2 separate regions of the Mus musculus genome follow, and region 2 is linked to region 1. A link is a contact called in ENCODE POLR2A ChIA-PET data. All regions are on one chromosome and are shown on one strand. The core of a region is the stretch at or near the end of the contact, and the rest is flanking DNA. Distances in the headings are between cores, read along the strand shown. Region 1 holds the start of Rps4x (ribosomal protein S4, X-linked). Region 2 holds the start of Cited1 (Cbp/p300-interacting transactivator with Glu/Asp-rich carboxy-terminal domain 1).

The links. ChIA-PET counts read pairs that join two places held with the same protein, here RNA polymerase II (POLR2A).
Region 2: POLR2A ChIA-PET joins it to region 1 with 18 read pairs in Patski. The contact joins the promoter of Cited1 here to the promoter of Rps4x in region 1. POLR2A ChIA-PET finds 5 or more read pairs at or near these places in 3 of 5 experiments (Patski and embryonic stem cell).

What each region holds. Positions count from the first base shown.
Region 1 is chrX:102,186,459-102,191,907 of GRCm38, forward strand. Rps4x (ribosomal protein S4, X-linked) reads right to left here and starts at 2,933. Exons shown (of 7, transcript NM_009094.2): 1 at 2,840-2,933; 2 at 1,836-1,913; 3 at 1,364-1,544; 4 at 897-994; 5 at 1-109. The coding sequence starts at 2,842.
Region 2 is chrX:102,250,144-102,255,592 of GRCm38, forward strand. It overlaps Cited1 (Cbp/p300-interacting transactivator with Glu/Asp-rich carboxy-terminal domain 1), which reads right to left and starts at 2,038. Exons shown (of 3, transcript NM_001276466.1): 1 at 1,891-2,038. Gm14858 (predicted gene 14858) reads left to right here and starts at 2,508. Exons shown (of 3, transcript NR_040285.1): 1 at 2,508-2,881; 2 at 3,337-3,470.

The sequences.
Region 1 (5,449 bases), core at 1,683-4,182:
TCACCTTGATGAGGGGATCAGGGTACCGAATAGTACGAGCATCATGGGTCACCAGGTGCGGGATTCCTTTTGTGCCTACAAAGATCTTTCTCACTTTGCACAACTTGTACTAGAAGTATAAAAGGGTTAAATACATTTAATCTAACTCATATATACCTTGTTATAGTTGTTTCTGGGGCCAATCCCCAGCTTAAAAAAAAAAATCACATTTTGTGCACTCTGCTCCAAACAGCAACGGTATTAGCAACTTGTCTATCAAATCAAATTTCTAGTGGTCACTGGACATGCCCTTCAGCCTACTGACAACAAGGCAGCATGTAAGAAAACCAGAAGCCACACCATCAATTGAATTAACCTTCATTTATAGCCATTAATTCAAGCCCTAAACCTACGTGAAAAGCCACCTAAAACTGAACTAAGCAAAGATAGTAAATTAAACCAACGCCCCAAAGATTACCGGTTTCTTGTACCTCTAACCCACCCAAAAAGCAAAGGTAGACCCACAAATGGAGACATGGCAACATGCCAAATAGATTGCCAACTCCTTTATGTTCCAAGGAATACTTCAAAATTAATCCCAAGAAAGGATGTCGTGTTTCTACAAGACACCAAAAGTCAGTGCTCTAATTGCCACAAGAAAGCTCCACCCCAAGATATCTAGCAACAGACCTTACAGAGGCTGAGGGGCTGGGGTGTAGGTCCGAGATCAAGCATGTGCTTTGCCACGTGAGAAACGGGGTTGAGTACCCAGTAAGTTAAACCATGCAACAGGTCCCCATCGATCTCATCTCTAGGCACACAATTCTAATGAAATCTGTTGACTCATCTCTCACTTCCATGATCTAACTTAGAAACTAATTTTAGAGGAAACTACCCAGCCCGCTTGCCACACCAACCTTGGCCTCCTCCGGTGTAATACGATGAACAGCAAAGCGACCCTTGGTGTCATAGATCAGACGGAAGTTCTCTCCGGTCTTGTCAATGCTGATGACATCTGATATCAAAGAATAAGGTTACCACAGCAACCCTCACTACACTCCTAACTGAGCTGGGGGATGTGTGTGTGTGAGCCCATTTTATCAAGACTCCACATAAACTTTAAATGGGAATTTGGGTTTCAGAAGCTATCCCCACAATATTTAAGTAACAGCCCAACAGAGATTCTGATCCAGTAGGTCTGTATGGGAGAGTAGCAAGAAATTCAAAATTTAAAAAGGAATAAAAGCCCAGTAGCCAAACCTCTCCATATTACCGTGCCAGGGTAGGGGTGAAGACGAAGACCAGGAAAGCCTGGCACTTTCCCAGTCACCTGCCACTATTGGGAGTTAAGGGCCTGTGGCCACTACCGATCCTGATTACTCACCCATAAACCCAGCAGGGTAGGTTATATCGGTCCTGACTTTCCCATCAATCTTAATGAATCGCTGCATGCAAATCTTTTTTACTTCATCTCCAGTCAGGGCATACTTAAGTCTGTTCCTTAGGAAAATGATGAGAGGCAGGCATTCCCTCAGCTTGTGAGGACCAGTGGATGGACGAGGAGCCTGGAAAGTTTTAGGAAAATTACTACACCAAAACTTGGGTTATTTTACATGGGGGGGGGGTCGCTAGAAGATTCCTCAACATTTTCTCCTCCAAAGAATGAGGCCTGCTACTTTGAGACCTGAGTCTATGTATCCACCATCAGTGTACTATGGAATACATGGAGTAGATGAAACAGATGTATCAAAATTGAGGTAGGACACAGGTCTTTAAGACAGCCAAAGATTCTCTACATTCAACTCCACAAATATGCTTGTTAAAGGTATGTCTACCTTTCACACCACAATACTTACAAACACGCCAGTCAACTTATCCAGCATCCAATGTTTTGGAGCAGCTACACGCTTCAGGTGTTTCTTGGGACCACGAGCCTGGAAGAAGTTTTCAAAGTAACGTTGTTACATTGTTTCAGGTCTTTCCAGCAAAGCCTACGGCGTAAATCCTTCAATGAACTGACTTTCGAACTTTCCCAATTAACAAAATGTGGGCAATATTGAAAGCGCCGGGTCCCAGTAAAACGTAGAAAAGACAGATAAGCATCAATAGGCCAAACCCAGTATTCGCACCTTAGCGATTCCCATTTTTTACAGTTATGCCAGATGTCTCCATTATGCCTGCTCACAAAAATTAGCCTTTCATAGCACACTTGCGAATTACCCAGTGATTCAACCCTAGACGCACAGGCAGATAGGGACAGAAAATGGCCCAGGACCGTATCTCAATTGTCAATCGAAAAGTATAGTATTAGAACACAGCCATCTGGATCGAAGGTTTCTGGTACAAAGATAAACTCTAACTCCGGCACTGGCACTACCACGTGTACTGCTCCTTTGTATACTAAAGAGTCGAAGTTTCACATTCGAAAGCGGAAGGAAGCTTTTTGTAATGCTTCGTACACTTACCAGCTACACAACATATAAAGTAAGTCCGTGCCAAAAGATAGACAAATGCACAAGTAAGAGCTAATCCTTCAAGCAGACCCTGCGCCCACATGCCCAAAGCTTCAATCTGCACTCCCGGGCCCTCGAAGTTCTTCCCCAAGTGGAAAAGCATTTCTCCCTGGGCAAGGGGATGTGTGATTAAGCCCAAGGCCTTGCTTGCCCTCTGCGGCAGACTTCCCATCCTAGCTCAGACCAGTATTCTCCCTTGCCGCCAAGCCCATCTCTGCCAGCCTGCAGCAGAGCTGCTTTCGCCTCCACCCTGTAGTCGACCGCGGGAGCCCTGATAACCCGGGCAGCATCGGTCAGGGAGGATGGAAGCCGATGCAACCCAAGAGCTCGCTGTACCCCTGCCTTACCATGGCTGCGCTAGGAACGGAAAGAGACTCGCCTTCTTCCGGCGAACGAAGAAATTAGGGTCGGAGGCTGCGCGCGCGCTGGAGCCTGGGTTGCTCCGCCCAGCCTCAGACTTTCCCAGCGGGCGGGGACTCTCTCTTGCCATCTGCTGGTGGGAGGTCAGAGGTCCCAGGCTGGGAAACTGAGGCTGAGAGAATCTCCCAAAAACTGTTTTTCCTCAGTCCTTTCTCTTCTTTGTGCCGAGTGATGAGTGCTGGGGATACCCAGACCAATCGCACCAGATAACTGCCCGCAAGGAGAGTTCTGTTAGATGGCTGAGTGATAAAAAGATACATTTTAATACTCGATACTTTTCTTATACAAAGTTTCTCTAATCTTCCAGAGTTACCAGTCCAATCAGCCAGCCCCATGCTAAGCGAAAGGTTTGGCCAACGGCATGTTTCTCTTTGCTTTTGTAAAGATTGCTGAGGCACTGAGCCATCCAGGGTGAGATGGTAGGCTCTCTGCTTGAACCTGGCATCCTGCGCATCCACTCCTGTAGAACACATTTGACATTTATTGTACTGTAAGTGGAAGAGAGGGAACATTAGAGAGTATCTGGTTTTGCCTAGCCAGTATGTAGACCTAGCTGTTCTACTTTTGAAGCTGCTGTGTTAGAGTGGTGGCACTGGCTGCCCTTCATTCACCATTTTCTGCTCTCTTAGTTATCTGTGGCCTCCCACAGGTCGATGAAGTCTGCCCATCATAAACCCAAAGATCCAGTCCCTTCAAACTATTATGAAAGGGGTATTTTTCAGCCTCACCTTTCCTCTTTCTCCTGTCCCTCCCCTCTCTCTCATATGTGTGTGTGCAGTTGTTATCATTTATTTGTTATCATTAGTGGCTGCTAGGGAATGAGTCACTTTTTCATATATATATATATATATATGCAAATGAAATATACATTTTGGGGGGGGGGTTCGAGACAGGATTTCTCTGTGCAGCGTTGGCTGTCCTGGAACTCACTCTGTATACCAGGCTGGCCTCAAACTGAAATATACATCTTGAGACAGAGCCTCATTATGTAAGCCAGGGTAGTCTCAGACTCATCATTTTTCTGCTGAGAGTTGAGTTACAGGCATGCACCCCCACAGTCTATATAGTACAAGCAAGCAGACTATATCTTTATTTTTAACTTTTGAGACAGGCTCTTCTAGACAGGCTAGGCTGACCTGCAGCTTGAGAGAGGTCATCTGCCTCATCTTCCCAAGTGCTGGGTGATACGTTACTTCGCCACTGTAGGTGAAATGAGACAAATCAAGCAGAATTAGATTATATTAAATGCAGGTTTATTGGAAAGGTGCTCTCGGGCAAGTTCACTGGCCCCAAGGACTGAGGCTAGGGGAGTCACAATGGGAAGGAAGAGATGGGGGGAGGGGGAAGAGAGGGGAGAGGGAAGAAAGAGGGGAGGAGAGAGAGGGGGAGGGGAAAACAGAGGGCAGGGGAAACAGAGGGGGAGGGGGAAGAGACAGGAGAGTGGGAAGAGGGAAGGGAAAAGAGAGGGGGAGAGGAGGAAGAGAGGAGAGAGAGGGAGGGAGGGGGAGAGAGAGAGGAGAGAGGGGAGAGAGAGAGAGGAAAATATCTGGATTATATAGGGAGCTTCTGGGGAAAAGGCAGCTCACCTCCTGGGCTGGGAAGTTCAGGCTTGGGGGCAGGGTCTGCCAGCTAGGGATTGAGGGATGCGGGGAGAATCTGGAGGCCAGGTCTGCTTTCATATGTAAAATATGCACCTCAGTCTCCTGTCCCAGGGTCTGGGATGATAGGCATGTGCCACTATGGCCAGCCTATAGTTTTATTTCTTTTCTTCCTCTTCTTTTTTAAAGATTTATTTATTATTATATGTGAGTACACTATCACTGTCTTCAGACACACAAGAAGAGAGGGCATCAGATCTCATTATGGATGGTTGTGAGCCACCATGTGGTTGCTGGGATTTGAACTCAGGACCTTTGGAAGAGCAGTCAGTGCTCTTAACCACTGAGTCATCTCTCCTGCCCCTTATTTGTTTGTTTGTTTGTTTGTTTGTTTTTCGAGACAGGGTTTCTCTGTGTAGCCCTGGCTGTCCTGGAACTCACTCTGTAGACCAGGCTGGCCTCGAACTCAGAGATCCACCTGCCTCTACCTCCCAAGTGCTGGGATTAAAGGCGTGTGCCACCACTGCCCGGCCCTAGTTTTATTTTAATTGATATATACCAAGTGTACAGATTTATGGGGCACAGTATTGCATGTTTATGCATGTATATAATGTATAATAATCAGCTCAGAGCAGTTGCCACATCTTCACCTCAGAACTTTATAAATTCTTTGTGTTGGAAGCATTCAGTATCCTCTCTACTACTTCTTTTGAAGCATCCAACCAAATCGTTTCAACCATCACTACCCTACTGTGTATCTGTTCACCATCCTTTCCATCCTCCCCAGGTGCTGTTAGCCACTAGTCTTTACTTCTTTGTGATTAGCTTTTAATACAATTAATTTATTTTCTAGTCTTATTTATCTTATTCTTGTTTATGACTGTTTGGTGTCATGTAGTCTGTGCACCACTTGCATGTCTGCTGTTCCCAGAGGTCAGA
Region 2 (5,449 bases), core at 788-3,287, 63 kb after region 1:
CACCCCCACCCAACAACCCCAGTTTCTGTCTCCTACCCCACCCTTCCGTTCATTTGAGGGAAAAAACTTGGTTGACGGATGTCTGGGTCTGCTCCGAGCCACGAAGTGGTGACCGCGGAGCAGCGGCGAGGCTCCGCGGGGAAAAAAAAAAAAAAAAAAGCGGCGCAACAAGTGCGGACTCCGCGGCTCGCGTCTCCTGCCTCCCTCCCGCCGCCCGGCCTCGCCTGGCTACCCTCCGAGAAAGCCTTCGCCAACGCTGTTGGAGGGTGAGAAGAGGAAAGAGAAGGGGGGTGGGGTGGGAAGAGCGCGGCAGGTGGGGGGGGGTCATCTCGAACCTGTCCCGAGAGCAAAAGTTAAAATGGCACCAACCGGTATACTCCACCTCCATTGCTACTGAGAAATCTAAATGTCCAAACAGCACTGCGGCTTGGCTTGCACGCTCTCCAAGCAGCCCAGCTAGACTCGCCACCTTAAAACTAAAGGCCCCTTGTTTACGGACAGCTCGCCGGGGCCTCCTCGACGCGCCCGGAGAGAGCCACCGAGGCGGGCTTGGCCGAACGGAGCCCGGCACGCCAGGCGCGAGCACCAGTGCCGGAGGGCTCCAAGCGTCCTTTACCTCAGGTGCTCAGAAGCAGACAGGCGACGAAGCACGGGGTCTCCGCGTCAGCGCGACTTTGGGGACCCGCAGCGTCTCCGCGCGCGGGGGCGCACTTTGGCGCCAGCGGCAGTGGCTCGCGCGCCTCACAGACACTTCCGAGCGCCCTCGGAGCGTCCGCTGCTGCCGCTGCTCGCAGCTGGCTAGCAAAGATTCGAGGTGCCGAGGTGGGTGCGATAACTTAACCCAAGGTCACAACGTTAAAAGTGGCATGGTTCAGACTAGCTGTCCCGCCCCTGATCAGGCTCCCCGTGAGGCAGAGGCTGGGCGCCGCGCGGCCGCTTCCCCCGAGAGGGGCGTGTGCACGGGGGTCGTGCTGCGTGGGGAAAGCAAGTTGCCAGAATGTTCCAACTTGCAGCACGCAGCTTGGCTGAGTTCAGCCAGAAGCCCTTCTCGCTTCCAGCCCCCCAGGAAACAAGAGCTTTGTGCGGCCCCCGAGCGGCCTGATGCAGTCCTGGGTATTGGCAAAGTCGGGGAAGCAGAGCCGGAGAAAGCGCGGGCGCCGGAGTGGATGTGCTGCGGGTTTCTCCGGACAAGTGGGCTCCGCGTCCCGCGGGCCGGCCCGGGCTGCCGCCCCTCTGCCCGGCAGCTCCGGCAGCAAACAAGTCCCCCAGCCCCGCGGCCAGCTTGGCCGCCTCCGGTGCCCTCGGCCCCTGCTGCCCAGCCCAGCGTCCTGCCGGGCGGCCCGGCTTACCTCCGCGAAGCTGCTTGCCCGGGAGAGGAAAGCTCACAGGAGCTGAGGTACGGACGAAGCGACCTAGCCCCGAGCCCCCTTGGCACGCACACTGCCGCCGCCGCCGCTAGCCACTCGCTTCAGAGTCCCCAGCCGCACGGGCGGCCACGCGACCCCAGGGCGCCTGGGAAAAGCCTGCACCGCCGCGCCGCGCCGCGCCGCCGCACCGCACCGGGCAGCGCCGAGCTGCCCCGACCCGCGCTCTTGCCGGCCCGCAGCTCCGGCGCCCGGACTCCGGGGCGGTGGCGATCACAGCCACCACGCTTGGTTCTCGGCGCGGGGACCGGGCTCTTAAGCCCCCACTGCCTCCCGTAGAGCCCTGGCGCACAAGCACACAGCAGCAGGCTGGCCTCGGCTAGGAATCCCAGGAAGGACAGACCCCTTTCCCCCCTTTTTTCCCTCTCCCCCCAATTTTCACGTCTTTATAACCAGCTTAGAGCATTATTAGCACATGTCCTGGCTCGTGGGCGAGTTGGTGGCAAAATCTGAACTGGATACTTACGGAGGGCCCGAGTGGGTGCTGTGCCTTCCTCGCGTCTGGTCCTCTCTGCCAGGAGCAGCCCCGCGCCGATAGGTTGTGGGAGGAGCAGCCGGGCGGAGCTAGCTTCCTCACCGCAGCTCGGCAGCGCACTTCTGCAGCTGTGCCGCCGGGAACATTTTATAGCGGCGGGCTGGCGTGTGTGGCCCTTTAAAGGCGCTCGAGCTGGTGCAGTCACCGTGGATCTTGTGAAAGCAAAGGGCGGGCTAGGGAACAGAGTGCGTGCGTCCCCTCCTGTCCCTCAGCCCTGGGGGCACGACGCAGCTACTGGGGTGGGGCTGATGGTCTCTGATTATGGTCACTTCTCGCCCAGTGCTCTGGCCTATACTTGTTTTTCTAAAACTAGTGACAGCCCGAACCTGGGACGTGGGCTCTCCCCACCACCCTGCATGGACTTGCCCAATAAATTCCACTTAGTAATTTTACCGAGGCGAGGGAGAGCTGTTAGTGTCTGTTTTCTGACCTAAATCAAGTGGGTCGCCAGGACGGGCTTCAATGGATAGAGAGAAGAGCTGTTGGCTTAGGGAAAGGTCCAGAAGAGGGACTTGCACACGGGACGGTGTAGGCAAGGCACGGGTCTTAGTTTTCTGCAGGGCTTCCTCCGAGCCGGTTTGCTCTTTTTGAGCTATGTCTTCTCATCGTGGAATGGCCGAGGTTGGCGTGTCCCTTACCCCCTAAACTCCCTACATTTTGTGCAGGGGCACTTAGAGAGATCATATGGCAGCGGTGGCTTCCCTCAAGGCCCAAGGTTGGTTTCAAGGCTTTCTGTCCTGTGGTCATCCAGGGCAGAAGGAGGCTGGCAGGATGCGACGACGCTGGGAAATGCTGTTCTACCGGACCGTGGGGCTAGGTGCATGCATGCAACTCACATGGCTCACGGAAAAGCCAAGAACAGGCAGCGGGTTCGAAAAGATTGCCACTGAGTTCGCAGAGATTCCTCTTGCCACGATGCCAGGTTATTTTATTATGATTATATAATTATTCACATCTAGCAAGAATAACATCTTGCACGTAGAGCACGTCTCTTGTGTTGGTAAGGTGTCTTACAATCCTCACTGAAAGATATCTGGGGCTTCTCATTTCAAGGCATGTTCCCTGTGGGTAGAAACTCTCACCTCATTCACCCCTTGCAGGAAGGCCACCAGGATTACTGTCCTCTAATCAAGCCTCCCCCATTCCCACCCTACACCCCCCCCCCCACCGTCCACACACACACTCCTTCCATTCAACAATTCAGTTTATACTGTTTGGAAAACATTGTCGTTTGAAAAAGTACGATGTTAAGGAAAAGGGGGTGTGAGTGGGGGGAGGACTGTTACAGAGTCATTTCACTGTCTGTGTCTTGTGTCTTTTTAGTTGGCTTTGATGACCTGAAGATCTTTTTTCTTTCTGATTTTTTTTTTTTTTTAGGATCGCAAAGTGTCCTTAATTTGCTCTTCTAACAGAGTCGTGTTTGTTGATGAAATGACCGGCTTGCTGACAAAGAGGGGGCACAAATGGAGGCACAGAATTAGGCCCTTCTTTGGCATTTGGAGGAAGCTGGGGTGAGTACCCTGAGTAATTAGGGGACCCTTTCCCCTTGGTAGGCTGAAAAGCTGCCTCTCTTCATTGCTGATTGCTTTGGCCCCTCCCACTCTGCTCCAACTCAAAATCGGGGAAACAACCACACTCCCCACACCATCGCTACACTTTTCCACTTGGATTGTGGGTTGTGCCTAGTTCCCTGTTGAGAAAAGGTACAATCTATAGGGATCCCAAAGCTCTACTGGGGTAGCAGGCAAGGCACCCTTCCAAAGCCTCCTTAATATTTGCCGAAGATGAGAAAAAGTTTTTGTGAAAGCAATCAGTAGAGGAATGGACTTAGGCTTTTGAATTACAGTTGCTAATTTGGACCCCTGACCTGCCCCCTTCTCCTCTTGTTGGACTCTAGAGCTGGTTCCTAAACTGCAGATGCAGCTGGGTTGCAGGCTCCGGATCCCGGACCCGTGGATCCGCCCTCCATCTATTGGATGGCTCCCAGGCCAATTGTTAGAAAGAGGCATATGTTCATCTCAGCTTCTGGAGTGTCTCCGGAGCAGTTGCTCAACAGCTAGCCCCTTCCCCCATCCGGATCATTGAAGGGCAGAAAAGGTGTGCCCTCCATCACATTTCTATATGCCCAAGTTCCAGAAAGCCCCCTACACCACCGGTGACTTCCTGTCATCTCCACTGGCCACCTCCCATGGAGTAGGAATGAGAAGGGCTTTTAGCACTCAGCATTGAAGCAGAAAAGCCATCTATTTCCTTTTGGGGGAATGGGAGTTGAGGTTAGTGGCAGAAGCTGAGAGGGGGCAAAGAAGACATTTGCATTTCTAGGCAAATATGCCTTGGATGACTGACTTCCCAGCTGGCCCCAGGCTGTCTCAGATCTCTGGCCCCAGGCTATCTCGGAGTTCCGCTAAACTCTTTTCTCCAAGTTGGCAACTAGACCATGCCCCTAGACCATGCCCCTGTGAAGCCAAGGTAGAAGAAATGCTCAGCCAGCAATAACCTTCTAAGTGCTAGCCACGAGCCGGGGATTCACTTAGCTCCTAGGATTTACCAAAGGGGAAAGAGCCTCAGAGAGGTGCCCAAGCTGGCACAGGCAAGAGGAAGGGAGTTTTGACCCTAGTGAGGCTTTTTTTTTTTTTTTTTTTTTTTTTTTTTGGTTTCTCGAGACAGGGTTTCTCTGTATAGCCCTGGCTGTCCTGGAACTCACTTTGTAGAGCAGGCTGGCCTTGAACTCAGAAATCCGCCTGCCTCTGCCTCCCAAGTGCTGGGATTAAAGGCGTGCGCCACCACGCCCGGCTGGCTGCAGTCTTTACACTACACCCTTACACTCTGCTGCCTTGGTAGGCAAAGAAGCAGTCCAGAGTAAAGGTTCAGGGGTTAATGGCCTGGATTAAATCCCTCCTCTGCCATTTGCTACCTGTGTGGTCTTAGGGTAATCAATTGTGTTGTTTGGTATATGTGTGCTCAGTTTCCCTATTAAATGGATATCATAACAAATTTACATAATCTGTAAGAGTTAAGAAGAAAAGCTTTAGTTTGATTGATTGGTGCTGACAGTGTAGTAAAATGGCTAGCGCATGCTGGGATTAGTATTGTAATGTGCTTTGTGATTCTTTGGCCCTATCCCTGTCTCATCTTACACACTTCAAGAACACTTGCTGACCTAGTAATTTAAATACCAGACTGAGAAGGGGATGAAGACATCTATAAATGTAGAAAGAAACTCCACTTACTACAACAAAAGCTGCCTGGACAGGAATAAAAATAGGATGAATAAAAGATAATCACATGTTATGGGTTTTTTGTTGTTGTTGTTTGGTTTGGTTTGGGTTTTCAAGACAGGATTTCTCTGTGTAGTCCTGGCTGTCCTGGAACTCACTTTGTAGACCAGGCTGGCCTCGAACTCACAGTGATCTGCCTGCCTCTGCCTCAGCACAATGATCTGTGCTGGGATTAAAAGCATGTGCCACCATCCTGCCTGGCAATAATCACA